3 separate regions of the Homo sapiens genome follow, and regions 2 and 3 are each linked to region 1. The links are chromatin loops, found by intact Hi-C in ENCODE. Cell type or tissue: K562. All regions are shown on one strand.

Region 1 (2,500 bases):
CTACACTGTGTGTTGCCAGATTCTGTACAAATTTGGTATACAGCTTAACAAGCAAAGAACTGTAATAATACAGTTATAGCTCCTCACCCCCGCCATCCCCAAAAGAAGATAGGTTTGGTTTTCTATGGTTCATATAACCCCTAAGCAGTGGAAATGTGGGACGAGATCCCATGCATTTACATTCTAGTCATGTTAGGGTTCCCGAGAGAAACAGGACCAATAGAATATAGATAGATGGATGCTAGATATATGAATACATATACAGAAAGATGAGAGATTGACTCACAATTGTAGAGACCAAGAAGTCCCATGATCTGCCATCTGCAGCCTGGAGCCCTAGGAAAGCCAGTGGTGATTCAGCCTGGGTTCAAAAGCCTAAGAACCAAAGGAGCCACTAAGCAAAGAAGGTGGATATCCCAGTACAAGAAGAGAGCAAATTTGCTTTTCTTCTTTTTGTTCTATTCAAGCTCTCACGAAATTCGATAATGCCAACCCACATTGGTGAGGATGATCTTTATTCAGTCTGCTGGTTCAAATGCTAATCTCTTCCAGAAAGATCTTACAAGTAACATCCAACTGGCCACCTGGGCATCTCTTAGCCGTAGCAATTAACCATCACGCTAGTTCTGTCATTCATTGGCCACATGACCTTGAATACACTTAGCCCCTCTCTGTGCCTGTTTCCTCATCTATAAAATGAGAATACTAAAAGTTCCCACCTCATGGAGTTGATATAAAAATTAAATGAGTTAACACATGTAACACACAGAGCCACACCTGGTGCATAAAGTCTCATTGAAAGGTAGTTGTTACTGTTGTTGATCTGTGTTTACACTCTGCTGAAGTTGAAAAATCTCATCACCTGACTCCTTTCACTTCCTTGCTTCAAATCTATTTGGGAGAATGGGGCTAATGTGGAGTTTATTCCAAAGGTGCTAGTGAATTTTTAATCAACTTCCTTTATTTCTTCCCAGTCTGAGTTTCAAAAGCAGCAGCTAATATTTGTTAAGTACTAACAGGTACTGTCCTAAAAACAAGACATAGCTCATTTCACTAAATCTCCCAACAATCTAAGAGGTTTCCACCATTATTATCCCAATGTTATACATGCCGGGACTTCGCCTCGGCACCCAGCTAGGAAGTGGGCATGCTCAGGGTTGCCTCCAGGCCAGTGTTTCCCCCAGGGCTGCTAACTATGATCCTACTATTAGTTCTCCTCATACCATCCCTTCTTTTCACCATGAGGCTTATTCAAATCCCACCTGACCTGTAAAGTTGAGCTCTACCCTTTCATATAAGTCAGAGTGGCCTCTGCAAGGCTATTTTGACCTTTTTGTTTTTATATTCTGCGTCTTTTCACTTGGAAAGTGAGGTCAAAGGGACAAGAAATAAAGCAAGCAAACTTTTGTTATTTTGAAGGAAACACCTTCCTCCTGGAAATCTAATACCTCCTATTTCCCAGATCTGTGCAGCAGATGGCAGTGTTCAATTAGTCAAAATAAAGTTCTAGCCTATGGACTTGCTGTTTAGTTCTAAATTGCTCCATGACCCCTCAGTGCTTCCTGGTGGTACTTTATAAACTGTCAGCTATTTTAAATAGTATCACTGTATTATCAAAGTCACCCAGAGTGCCAGGGGAGATGTGAATTAACTTCACAGTAGTGACAGGAAACTCAAAGTCGAGTGCAATATTGAAAGTCGCAGAAGCAGTAAGTGGCTGACCCAGAACCCAGGTCTTCTGGGTTCAGTGTTAGCACATCACACCTCTGTGAATTAAAGGAGTTTTAAAGATGATGGGGATGTTTATTTCAATCTTCCTCCTACATGAGAAACTCTTGTCCACTGGGCCACGCCCCTGTCCAGCCTTCCGCCCTACCTCCCATTATATGTTCTATGTTGCTATACTATCTCAAAACAACTATTCTAAAGCTAGTTTAATGACATTAGGTGTATTCAAGCAGAAAATATAAAGGAGGGAGAAATTAAGTCCTGTGATATCAGTCTCTCTAGGCATTAACCCAACAGGGTTATTTTTTGAGAGCTTTTATGAAATCAATTCTATTTATCTATTGGTAATTTACCAATATCCTTTTGCACTTTTAAGTGGTTGCTCTAGGAGTGACACTATCTGTGCTTAACTTTTTACAATCTACTTAGAGTTGATATTTAGGCCCATTACAAAATATGTAGAAATCTTGTAAATATGTATTCATTTATCTACCACTATCTTTTTTGATATATTTATTATGTGTATAATATCAATATACATTATAAACCTCATAGGACAATAATAATTTTTGCTTTAAAGAGTATTGTGTATCTTAAAGGAAGAGGAAAAGGTCTTTACCATTTAGTTGTCAATTAAGAATAACAATCTAATTACCCATATACTTACCATTTCCAATGATGCCATTCCTTCCTGAAGATTCAAGTTTTCCTCTGGTATTCTTTCCCTTCAACCTGAAGAAACTACGCTGGCATTTCTTATAGTATGGGGATG
Region 2 (2,500 bases), 120 kb after region 1:
CTCATAGGTGGGAACTGAACAATGGGAACACATGGACACAGGAAGGGGAACATCACACTCTGGGGTCTGTTGTGGGGTGGGGGGAGGGGGGAGGGATAGCATTGGGAGATACACCTAATGCTAGATGACGAGTTGGTGGGTGCAGCGCACCAGCATGGCACATGTATACATATGTAACTAACCTGCACATTGTGCACATGTACCCTAAAACTTAAAGTATAATAAATAAATTTTTTAAAAAAAGAACAGTTTCCATTCAAAAGTATCACAATTTCAAGGTGACCAATCACCAGGAATGGGATCAATCAATGAAGTATAATGACAAACATGAAATATTAAGAATGAATTCTCTGGACATGTTCCCTTCCTTGGGCAAGTAAAGATGACCTACCAGAAAAAAACCCAAAGACTAAAAGCACCCACTTTCATGTTAAACTGGACACCATTCATTAGAGCTGTAAAATGGCAAGATCTCATTGTTACAGCCTGTAGTTGACCCAGACTCACTTTGCTTTCTACGAAAGGCGGCCAAATTTGGAAAGTACATAGGGAAGCAATTATGAGCTCAGAATTCTGTTCCCATGACAATGACTAGCCACTTAAACTCCCCTTTAGCAAAGCTAATGAGTCTGAATTGACCATACCCAACAGTAAAGGTAGACAGGACAGAGCACCCCAGATTCTTACAGATTCATGTTCGAAGACTAAAAACAGACACCCAAGCCATTGAATTCTCATTGGTTTTACTAGAGGACAGTTCATTCGGAACCGAAAATTGCCAAGTGTGATTCAGCTTCTGCATGCAACCTCAAATACTATATGGAGATGGTGATATGGTGGAGACAAATCAGGATACAGGGACCAAGAACCACCTGAACAGCCAGCACAGACAGAAGGTACACACCTGCACTGACCTCATCTACTCACGAGAGCCCTGGGCACGAAGGAAAGCCTGGTCCTATTGCACAAAGGGGATCAGAGCCTGGTCCAGAGCTCTGTGATGGAGGCTATCTAGGGAGTAGTCTTTCCTAGAGGCAGTGGTATTGTCAGAAGATGTTCTTTGGTGCAGAAACTGAAACACTTTTGCATTAATGTCAGTATAGAGGAAAGGTAATTATCAGGACACCCAGATAGAGACGTTTTGGACACAAAATCAATAAAGCTCAACATGTCATTGCTGGGAAGAGATGGGAATTAGTCATGAGCTTATCAGTCTAGAGATCAGCTCCCCACACTAGACATTCCTGGTATGAGTCAAGTGGCTTGGGGCTATCAGACCACTGACCTTGCACATCAGATCAAGGCACTCGAGGATGACCTCTGTAAGCAGGAGACAATCCACTTGGTGGCTGCCCTCAGTTACATGGACATCCCCACCACAGAAGCACTAGAATATGGCTCGGGAGGTGGACAGCAAAGCAGGCAATACCATAGTTACCTGGACAAAGCCTGTTCTGGTGGACAAAGGTGCCAAAGTCAAGTTCCTTGATGCGGTATAAAACCTGGTATACCAATAGCCATGGGCTCATCACTGAGGACTAGATAGGATCACCAGGTCTACTGGTTTAGTGTTACTCCCAAAGTAACTGTCACATATCACAGCTAGACAATAAGGTTCTGGTTTTCACGTTTGTCAGTGTGCAGGATCAAGGGTTCTGAACCTATTGGCAGCTCTACTGACACTGACCAACAGCTAGTTCATCACAAGAAGAGCCCTAGCATAACTTATTTCCCTTAGTATAATTATTCCAAGACTTCTGAGCCACTCTCCAAAAAAGTAAATCAAGGGAAAAAAGCACAACAGGGCTAATGACTGGAAGGCATCACCAACAGCTACATTTTCCACTCCGAAACACATAGGCTCCATGTTTGAGCCAAAGGTCAGTTAATCTGACGATGACACTGCAGACTGTAATGGCTTCAAAATTGTGCTGTCTCCCGACTGGCCCTGTCTATACTCAGGGGAAGATGCAATGTTGCTCATGACAAGTGTTCTTTCCACTTGTCTAGGACATTATTGTGTCTAGTGGCTCTAAAGGCATCTAGTGAAGACATATCAGTGTCCAGCTACAACCTTCTGGCATTTAGGTCTTCGCTTTATGTAGGGGAAATTTGGGGGTAGCATCCGAGACACCACAGCTTTGGGGGATATCTAAGTACAAGATACCATGAGCCCATTGAGTATAGGGGGACATAATTTTAGCCAGAAACACAAAGTACTTCTCAGTAGCATCCCCACCAGTCTATGTTCAGGTAGGAGAGCTTCTACATGAACTCACAGGACAGAGAACACTCACCTACAAGGCACCATGGTTTTTAGAATACAACCTTTGCAATGGAGACTAAGATCAAGAAAGTAGGATACAGTTCATATCCTCAAAGATCAAGTGTCAGATAACAGTGTATCAAAGAATGAAGTCATGAAACAGGTTAAGACATGCCACACCACTTAAAGTACAGTACTCTAAAATATGAGATCGTTTACATGAGAAGTAGGATA
Region 3 (2,500 bases), 230 kb after region 1:
GAAAAAGCCTGCCAAAAATCTACTCCCAGAATAGAGCTCTCAAGTCCATCTGGCAACAGCCCAGATCTGCCAGCACCTTGGCAGGACTTCTCACCCAGCCATACTAATCTCACACTGGCCCCTGTGCTGTCTGGTGCTGGTAGCAAGCCCTAACCCTGTCAAACAGGCCTTAAAGAAACACCACAAACAGGATTTCTGCAGCAACATGACACGATCATGATGGCTATCACACACACTGCTAGAGGTTTACTGGAGCAGGGGGCTAGGAAAACCTGGCCTGCCCAGAGAGGGAAAACTGGTCAAACCACTAACAATAGCAGGAGCTGCCTGTGCCTTAATATGCTTTTGCTGCAGATGATCAAGCCAGCACCTGTTTCTTTGCTCCTTGCTAAGAATGCTTTGTTTCCCCTAAGGAATGCTTTTAGCTTATCTATAAAAACTATGCTTATCACTGACTTTGTCAAATGTGTGGGCCAGTCTCTGTTCATGGCTCTTAGCTCTCAAGGCTGTCAGCCCCCCGATTTCCACTTTATACCCTAATTCCTGAGTCGAATTCCTCTAGCACCATTGGTTTAGGGTCTCCACAACCGAGCTGGTCTTGGCAAGCAGTGCCCAATGGGGGGGCTCGAATTCCAGTCGAAAGGTCACTGGAGCAACGGCTGGAGTACGTGGAACTACACTGGAGCACACCCGAGTACTCTTTAAGCAATCCCTGTGGGTAAGAAGGGGAGCTCAGAAGCATCAGGATAACAATGGGACAAGGGGTGAGCAGACATGAGGCTTGAGTCTGCTTTGGCATCTCAAAAGGAGGAGTGAAGGGTAGCACCAGATGACTTATGCAGCTTTTTAGTGTGGTAGAGAAATATTGCCCCTGGTTTCTGGACCAAGGAACTCTGAATGTAGAGGTCTGGGAAAAGGTAGGCAGTGCACTGAAAAAGGCATATAAGGATGGTGCTGAGGATATTCCTGTAAACTAGTCAGTGTGGGCTCTGGTTCATTCCACCTTGGAACCTTTCCACACAGATGAGAAAAAAAAGTCAGGAAGGAGAGTACAATGAAGTAACCGAAGATGACAGAGCAAGTTTGCTTGCCAGCTAAAGCGGCAGAGGGAGATGTTTATCCCTAACCCTCTACACCTCCCCACCCATTTTGAAGAAAGTGGCCTGACCCCCTCCGGATCTCTTCTGGAGGACACTGGGTGAAAAGTAGTTGCCCCTGTGACTGAGCAGCGCCTCAAGTGACCGCTCTCAGTTACATTCAGGCAGGAATCCAGCAAGCTAGATGAGAGGGTGATATGGATGCTTGGCAGTTGCCATGACAATACAACCACCTGATCAACGGGAATATTATGGTTACATGTGAGCCTCTTCCTTTTAAGTTAAAGAATTTAAACAAGCTATTAATCAGTATGGACCAGGTTTTCCTTTTGTAATAAGACTGTTAAATGTTCTCGTCTCCAGTCAGGTGATCCCTACTGACTGGGAGGCTCTTACTCGAGCTTGTCTGACTCATGTTCAATTCTTACAGCTTAAAACTTGGTGGGCAGAGGAAGCTTCCATTCAGGCTGCTCACACTGCCCAGGCCCAACCTCAAATTTATGTAACTGCAGGCCAACTTTTGGGGATTAGCGGCTGGGCTGGTTTAGATGTGCAAGTGGTCATGCAGGATGATGCCATAGAGCACCTTAGGAGTACGTATTAGAGCTGGGGAAAATCACTTCAGAATACCCATCTTTTAGTGCTGTGAGACAAGGACCAAAAGAACCATATGTAGATTTTATAGCCAGGTTACAGGAGTCTCTTAAAAAGGCGATTGCAGATTCTGCTGCTCAGGATATGGTGTTGCAGTTATTGCTTTTGACAATGCCAATCCTGAGTGCCAAGTTGCTCTGCCACTTATTAAAGGAAAAGCACATTTGGTCGAGTATATTAAAGCTTGTGATAGTATCAGAGGTAATCTGCATAAAGTTATCCTGCTAGCCCAAGGCAATGGCAGGACTGAAAGTGGGTAAAGGAAATATTCATTTCCTGGAGCTTGTTTTAACTGTGGGAAGCATGGTAATACTAAAAAAGAATGCAGGGGAAAAAAAAAAATCAGCAAGTCAGGCTCCCAGTTGGGGGGGCAAACAACTGCTGAGCCTGGAATATGTCCAAAATGCAAAAAAGGAAAACACTGGGCTAATCAGCGTCACTAAGTCTGATAAAGATGAGAACCCAATTTCGGGAAGTGCCATGAGGGTCCGTCCCAGGCTCCGTTCCAAACCGGGTCATTCCTGGCTCAGGCCACTCTCTCACCCCTGTACAATGCCTGTCCCCTGCCACAGCCAGTACCCGCCAGAGTTATGCTGCACTAAAGCTGCGAGCCTTCTGCCTGGGGAACCCCCGCAAAAGGTGTCAACAGGAGCGGACCCCTGCCTGCGGGGACAGCAGAATTACTTCTAGGTAGGTCTAGTTTAAGTTTAAAAGGAATACAAGTACAAACAGGAGTCAGATTACAATGG

The links. Hi-C counts contacts between places; a loop is a spot of excess contacts. Peaks named below come from ENCODE experiments on the same cell type or tissue, not always from the same donor. Only the 100,000 strongest peaks of a DNase experiment are listed, where the experiment ranks them.
Region 2: it touches region 1 in a loop (2.7-fold over the local background); 4 of 110 quality-filtered maps call a loop at or near these places.
Region 3: it touches region 1 in a loop (7-fold over the local background); 67 of 110 quality-filtered maps call a loop at or near these places.

The regions. Positions count from the first base shown.
Region 1 is chr4:10,402,921-10,405,420 of GRCh38, reverse strand. It overlaps LOC107986260 (a long non-coding RNA gene), which reads right to left and starts at 1,529. Exons shown (of 3, transcript XR_001741594.2): 1 at 287-1,529. In K562, a CTCF peak has its summit at 1,476 (motif pointing right); a DNase peak (open chromatin) is centred at 1,500.
Region 2 is chr4:10,283,965-10,286,464 of GRCh38, reverse strand. It overlaps the pseudogene LOC100422637. Among named protein-coding and RNA genes, the nearest start is that of WDR1, 170 kb to the right of the region's middle. In K562, no CTCF peak of the experiment used is centred here; a DNase peak (open chromatin) is centred at 1,236.
Region 3 is chr4:10,172,231-10,174,730 of GRCh38, reverse strand. No RefSeq gene overlaps it. Among named protein-coding and RNA genes, the nearest start is that of WDR1, 57 kb to the right of the region's middle. In K562, a CTCF peak has its summit at 1,228; DNase peaks (open chromatin) are centred at 1,160 and 2,277; H3K4me3 peaks cover 243 bases.